Linked DNA regions of Mus musculus: region 2 is linked to region 1. Evidence: chromatin contacts called from ENCODE POLR2A ChIA-PET data. All regions are on one chromosome and are shown on one strand. The core of a region is the stretch at or near the end of the contact, and the rest is flanking DNA. Distances in the headings are between cores, read along the strand shown.

Region 1 (3,739 bases), core at 386-2,885:
GAGCAGCATCATGGGCACTGCCATGGGCTCTGTGGCCAGTGCCCCTGAGAGCTGAGGCCGGCCCAACCCAGCCGGGTCCTCCCGTACCCAGTGGATGATCTGATCCATCATCTCTATGGCTTCACTCTGTGAGGAGACCAGAGAGGCTGCCCTGTCCCAGCACATACTTCTTCCCCCAAGGACTCAGGGCTCAGCTTCTTCTCCCAATACTATTTTCGGGGACTCTGGGATTCAGGTCACTCTCAGGCAGAAGGGCCCAGTGAAGAAAGCGAAAACCTTTTCTACCTGGACACAGGGCACTGTTTGCCCAGGGTCCCTTTAGGGTTAGGGTTAGAGAGCGCTGAGGAAACATGTGGTCACAAAATGGTAGGAAACGAGTAAATGGGTCTTGTGGCAGGTTCCCAGGCCTGTCATTAGAGTACACTCATGTCCAACAGCCTGTGATCCCCTACAGGCTCCTACATACCTGATAACGCACTTCCCCCGTTACTTTCCACAGTTCATTCATGGCCATGGTGTAGAAGCACTCGCTGAAAATGGTCCGCTGCACCTTCACTGGCCGGCCATCCCGAGTCAGCACAAAAGCACATTTCTTGCCAGGTGGTGCCACCCGGGCATAACGCAGCAAAAATTCACCACCTGGTGGTTGGAAAGTATGCATGGTAGGTAAGGACTCTGAATATACTGCCTCTTGGAACCTGCCAGTCCCTTTCCTCTTCTAGAGCCCTTTAGATACATTGAATACATAACCCACTGAAGCCCCTGGGGAGATAGGGCTAGGAGAGGGGACCTGCTCTTGCTGCATCCAGAAGCTCAACACGGCGGAAGCGCTCAAAACTGCGGTATAAGCGACAATACATCCATACCTGTGAGGGAACACAGTTTAGAGAGGAGTAGCTGGGGTGGAGGGAATCCTAAGTATCCCTGGGTATACCCTATTGTTGTGTGAACACCTTAAGTGTGCAAACTGACCTGCCTCCCCTGCAGCCAAACATATTTGAGGTGATCATATACCTTCCCATCACGGCCAAGACATGTGAAGAAGCCCCTGTGAGACAAGTGTTGTCAGAAAGTGAAGGAAAGAGCCGTTCTCCATAGCTTCACTACTCTCCTCAGGTCAGTAGATCTGTGTGTCACCTCCAAGTGAGATAGGGGGAGGGGGGCCCTAGGAGGATCATGGCAGGATAGCTAACCCGTGTTCCTGGTCATGGGAATGCTCCATCCAGAAAGCGATCACACGATCAAGCTCTTGTTCCACACGCTTCTTCCAGACCTGCAGTGTCTCCCGTTCCTTCTCCATGTCCTGTGAAGTGAATCAGGGCAGAGCAGGGAAGCACAGCTCTTCCTTCACAGGGACTTCCTGAACCAACTCGAGTAGGCCCCAGAGCTACTTGATTCCACCCCACCACCACAGGGCCTCGAGCCAAGGATACAGTACTCCCACCTCTTCAATGGGCTTCTGACCCCACCATTAGTTGGAACCATCCACTACCACATACCTGTAACATTAGGAGTCCTAGGTCCATCATCTGCTTTCCTCCAGGAATTCAGACTTGGTCGCGATCCCGTGACTATCACTCAGCTGACCGAGCAGTGTCCCACCCACCTGATCCTCTTCAGAGTTCCGAAGGGCCCCGAGTTGGGGGCGGGACGAAGGGCGGGGTTTCAAACCCCGCCTTCTGCTCTTCTAGGCCTGGACTGAGCAGTCAAGCTCTAGATCCCCCTGGTGGGAACTGGGTGAGGAAGTCTGGCCTTATGAGGAGGGAGTAGGTAGGAGACTGAATCTGGGCCTGGCAGCTGAGGCTGGTGATCTCAACAGATTGTGAAGTTAGGGTGCCCCTGGAATGACTGAATCCTGAGACCCTGTGACCCCATATTGTCGGCAAGCCCTTTCCTTTAGCTTCAGCTGTCTGAGTCCAGTAATTTACAACCATTAGCCCTGGTTGCCAGTTGCTGGATACTTCACCCCCAAGGATGATTCTGGAAAAACAGGTGATAACCATGCAGAGTAGAGTGGGCATCCTCCAGCTCTCTGGCCCTTCCTCCTAGGTACACAGTATAGGTTGGCTCTGTGACAGGCTGGTTAATCTGTTCCCCATTCTTGCTACCCACTGGGCACCCTCATTGCTCAGCAGAATTCTGTGGAGTGAGAATTTCAACCAGAATGCCAGAGGTACTTGTTCTGATTTTCTTTTGTCTTTTTTTTAAAACATTTTTTAAGATTTATTTATTATTTATTATATGTAAGTACACTGTAGCTGTCTTCAGACACTCCAGAAGAGGGCGTCAGATCTCATTACGGATGGTTGTGAGCCACCATGTGGTTGCTGGGATTTGAACTTCGGACCTTCAGAAGAGCAGTCTGGTGCTCTTACCCACTGAGCCATCTCACCAGCCCTTCTTTTGTCTTTTTTTATTTGTTTGTTTGTTTTTTCGAGACAGGGTTTCTCTGTGTAGCCCTGGCTGTCCTGGAACTCACTCTGGGGACCAGGCTGGCCTCGAACTCAGAAATCTGCCTGCCTCTGCCTCCCAAGTGCTGGGATTAAAGGCGTGAGCCACCACTGCCTGCATTTTCTTTTGTCATTTTATTTTATGTTTCAGTGTTTTGTTGTTGTTGTTGGTGGTGGTGGTTTATTTTTTGTTTGCTTTTGCTTTTGCCTCTATGTATGTCTGTGCACCACATGCATGCAGTATCCTTAGAGGCCAAAAGAGGGTATTGGATCCTCTGGACCTGGACTTACAGCTGGTTGTGAGTCTCCACGTGGGTTCTGGAAATGGAACCTGGGGCCTCTGGAAGAACAGACAGTGCACTTAACTGCTGAGTCATCACTCCAGTTCCTTGAACATGTTCTTAATGATGGACTGCAACCCAGGAGTGTAAAGTAACTAGACTTCCTGACTCATCAATGCTGCTTTGGGAGTTGGTCAGTAAAAAGAATTCAGTTTCTAGATATGGTTATGTTCTTGTGCTACCTGCCCCTTCCCAGCTGTGTGTTGACTCATTTCGCAATGACTGCTACTTTCCAGGTTATGGCTACTGGGTGGCTCTGCAGGTTGTAGAATGGCTCTTTCATCCTGAAACACTTCATCTTTATGGTGTTTAGGAATAAGCCTGATCTCAGTGTCTGTTAAGTATCTGCTGAAGCTGCTCTGTTCATCTTTACCCTTAGCCTAGGTCATGCCCAGGGACCTTGGCTCTGTATCCAGGAAAGCTTGCATGCTGTTATTTAAGCTGTATTTATCCATCTTCATTGTCTCCCAGCTTCTCTTACACACATATCATCCCTTTCAAGCTCAGCCAAGTTAAGAGCATTGGTATGATAGAATGGGTGGTTCCCTGGCCCTGAGTCTCATGGGAATAGGGTGATGCAAAGCTATGATGCCTTTCTCCCCAGGAGCTCAGTTTGCTAGTTTGTTTGCAATAGGGTCTCATGTATCACAGGATACCTTGAACTCTATTAACCAAGAATGGTTTTGAACTCCTGCTCCTTTGCGTTCACCTCTCAGGGCTGGGACTACAAGTGTGTTGCATCACATCCAGCTTCAAGCTGCACCAAAGCACTTCTGATATATTCCTTTAAAATATTTTTAATTATATTAATTATATGCATGTACGCATGTGTCTGTGTGGGTGGGTTGTCCATGGAGGCCAGAGGCATTGAATCCTCCTGGAGCTGCTCAATGAAGAAGCTTGAGGACTGAACTCTGGTCCTTTGCAAGAGCAGTATACTCTTTACTT
Region 2 (3,739 bases), core at 898-3,397, 340 kb after region 1:
GCTCTGGAAGACAAAACAACACTGAGTGTGTGTGTGTGTGTGTGTGTGTGTGTGTGTGTGTGTGTGTGTACTGAGCCTGGCTGTATCTCAAAGAGCTGAAGGACACTCTGCCCTGTACACTGGCTGAAAGCATATCTCATGTAGTACAAACATCCTCATACAGGGAAGGCCTGGGAGACTGTGCTCCTGGGGATCAAGACTTACAAAGCAGGGCCATGCAGTTTCAAACATTTATACACATAAAGTAAATACATGTAAGGGCTGAAGAGATGGGTTAGCTGTAAGAGAACTAGTTCTTGCAGAGGATCTGAGATTGATTCCTAGTACCCACAGGGAGGCTCACAACTGTCAGTAACTCCGGTTCTAGGGGATCTGACACCCTCTTCTGGCTTCTGCCAGCTTCAGAAATGTATGCTGTACACTTGCATGCTTGCATGCAAAACACTCATACGAATATAAATGCATGGCTGGCTGTGGTGGCACAGGTCTTAGATCTGCACACATAGGTATGTGGATCTCTGTTTGCTGAAGGCCATCCTGATCTACATAAGTGAGTTTCAGGTCACCGGGGCTGACACACTCAGATCCTGTCTGAAGAAATAAATGTTTAATTGAAAAGGTGGTCAAAGCCGGGCGTGGTGGCACACACCTTTAATCCCAGCACTTGGGAGGCAGAGGCAGTCGGATTTCTGAGTTCCAGGCCAGCCTGGTCTACAGAGTTCCAGGACAGTCAAGACTACACAGAGAAACCCTTTCTCAACAAACAAACAAACAAAATGAAGAAAAATGTGGTACATTTGCAAAATGGAGAAACCCTGTCTTGAAAAACCAAAAAGAAAGATAAGAAAAGGTGGTCAAAATATATAGACTATTCTCATTTATCTCTCTCCAGCTAAAGAAACAGCCACCTCCACAACTGCACAAATACCAATCAGGTGGAGAGGACTGGCAGGACAGAACTGTTTTCAGAGGATAGATATCAATTTGTGAAGCCTCCAGGAACTGGATAAGTGTCACAGGGAAGCTATTTGGCAGAAGCAATCTAGTAGCTCTGGTTTGTGGCTGGGAATCTTAAATGTGCTGGAACAAGCTGGGCACATGTAACCAGGGAGCGGCACCATGGGATGTTGGGAGGGAAGGCCCTTGGTCCCTATACTTTTGTTCCTATCATGTCTCCCTAAGTGACACAAGAGGCACAAATTCATAGAGTCTGAGTGACTGATGATGCTCAGACACGTGCTCCTAGATCAGAACAGTGTTCCCGTTCTGGTGCCTCCCTAGATTGTAACCTTATATGGGAGAGTAGTTAGTGGTTAGCTGCCAATCCTTCTAGACACACCCAGATGTACATTTTGAATTCTTCATAGTGAAAAGAAGAGGTGTGCTACACCTAGTTTTTCTCTCGGAATCTGGGGCAAAGGAACTCCGACTCTCCTACTAGGGCGTGGCCCACAGCACCGCGACCCTCCTGGGGCTAGTAGGAAGTAATGATATCGCCATCGTCTTTGCCCAGTCTCCAGTCTCCCTAAGAACACGTCTTTTCCTGAGAATTAGAGTGGGGCGGGCCCAACTAGCGAGGAGGACAGTGAGCGCCTAACGGAGATTTTTTTCCTCTAAGGGAGATTTTAATTGGTCTCCTGAAAGCAATCAAGCACCTATCATGGTGCTCTTTGTTGGCTCTTAGACGTCAGCTTTGTGGGTGGGTCTCCAACCTCCCGGGTGACAAAGGAACTTCGGAGTCCCTACCATGGAACGTTCGCGCCATTTCCTGTAGCCTTGAGGAAGGCCTGAACCAGCACTCTAGAGCCCTGTAAGCAAAGGAACACCTCCGTGACGGTCCAGTTCCACTGAGAAAGACTCCCCTTTTCAAGTCTTAGAATATTGGCAATCATACGTAATAGCAAAACCTGTCAATGGCTCTCCGCCCAATATGGCCAGGCGGAAGCTGGTTTCTCTTGCCTATGTGTCGAAATCCCATTCGCCAGCATGCAGTTCCCTATTCCGGTATCCAGTCACCAATAAGCTCTGTGCTTCGTTCGGTCCCGCCTGGTACACATGCGCAGAGCAGCGCTGCATCTATGATCTTAGCGTCTGATAGAGCGTCGACACCACCCCCTGGCTGTAACTCTATGGTTGTTACAGTGGAAGATAGGCCGCCTATATAAGGCGTGAGCAGGCGTGGGAGCGTCTCTTTTCCTCTGGCGCGGTGAGTGAGTTCGGTCACGGTTTTTTACGATGGTCTCGTAATTTTTCTTTGGGATTTTTTTTACACTTATTCTGTGTCTGTATTCTTTGACTGTTTCATTACAGCCACCGACGATCCTATTGTCATCATGGGCCGCCGCCCCGCCCGGTGGTGAGTGCTGAACCCATGCAATCTTCCTACTGTGAAAACTGAGGGAAAAATGCATTTCTTTCGAAAGACTTTTTTTTTATGGGTGGACTCTCTGCCACTTAGAGACCCTGAAGTAAAGACTGACTTCGGGTTTTCTTTAATACTTTACTGGGACCTTTATTTTGAGGCTGTGGGTGGCGTTACCCAATACTAAAGCGCTTGGGTAGAACTAGCATGTCCGTGTGCATCCAATCCTCTGCGTCGCAAATGAGCCTTTTTACAACGCCTACCAGGCCTTCTTGGTCACTTTTGCGTCCGTCTTTTATTTCCGGCCTTGAGCTTTGTGGTTTTTAACAGGACACCAAGGGCTGACCAGTCCGTAGGCGCCGCCTAAACGCGTGTCCTGAAGAGGACGCCATATTCTCTTAACGTGGCTAAGGCGGGTCTTCTGTCACATGCTAGGAAAATTGTGATATCTCACCCAACTCTGGTTAGAGGGTGATGCTAGTGCATGATTCTTTTTCTGTTTTATAATTTGTGTAATTGTTTAACAACAAGTTGCCTTAGAATCAGTTACCCTGAATGGAAACTGGATTCAGAGCTGGTTTAGTCCTGTTGTCACCATTAATCACACCTGAGTTTCCTTCCTTCTATAGTTACCGGTATTGTAAGAACAAGCCATACCCAAAGTCTCGTTTCTGCCGTGGTGTCCCTGGTAAGTAGTGACAAACTTCGAACTGGATCGGTGTTTGTCTATTCCCCACTTCTCGAGAACTTTAAACCACGTGTTTTTCAGATGCTAAGATCCGAATCTTTGATTTGGGACGGAAGAAAGCAAAAGTTGATGAATTCCCACTTTGTGGCCATATGGTGTCAGATGAATATGAGCAACTCTCTTCTGAAGGTGAGACAGCTCCCATTTGTTAATTGGCTCTTTTTTTTTTTTTTTTTGGTTTTTCGAGACGGTTTCTCTGTAGCCTTGGCTGTCCTGGAACTCACTTTGTAGACCAGGCTGGCCTCAAACTCAGAAATCCACCTCCCAAGTGCTGGGATTAAAGGCATGGACCACCATGCCCGGTGTGTTAATTGGCATTTCTTGTGTACTTGTGGATTATATATTATAATTTATTCAATGTCCTGACACCCTGTTTCACTGCTGTTATTTCCCCATTCAGCACTGGAGGCTGCCCGTATTTGTGCCAACAAATACATGGTAAAGAGTTGTGGCAAGGATGGCTTTCATATCCGAGTGAGGCTCCACCCTTTCCATGTCATCCGTATCAACAAGATGTTGTCCTGTGCTGGGGCTGACAGGTAAGCTGGTGTTTTATTTGGTTTTGAGACAGGGTTTCTCTGTATCCCTGGCTGTCCGGGAACTTAATGTACACCAGGCATATCTGAGAT

Evidence for each region. ChIA-PET counts read pairs that join two places held with the same protein, here RNA polymerase II (POLR2A).
Region 2: POLR2A ChIA-PET joins it to region 1 with 22 read pairs in embryonic stem cell. The contact joins the promoter of Rpl10 here to the promoter of Renbp in region 1. POLR2A ChIA-PET finds 5 or more read pairs at or near these places in 3 of 5 experiments (Patski and embryonic stem cell).

What each region holds. Positions count from the first base shown.
Region 1 is chrX:73,929,215-73,932,953 of GRCm38, forward strand. Renbp (renin binding protein) reads right to left here and starts at 1,636. Exons shown (of 11, transcript NM_023132.3): 1 at 1,500-1,636; 2 at 1,194-1,303; 3 at 973-1,048; 4 at 791-866; 5 at 467-639; 6 at 1-126. The coding sequence starts at 1,529.
Region 2 is chrX:74,268,669-74,272,407 of GRCm38, forward strand. Rpl10 (ribosomal protein L10) reads left to right here and starts at 2,148. Exons shown (of 7, transcript NM_052835.3): 1 at 2,148-2,206; 2 at 2,311-2,356; 3 at 2,992-3,050; 4 at 3,132-3,239; 5 at 3,511-3,649. The coding sequence starts at 2,334.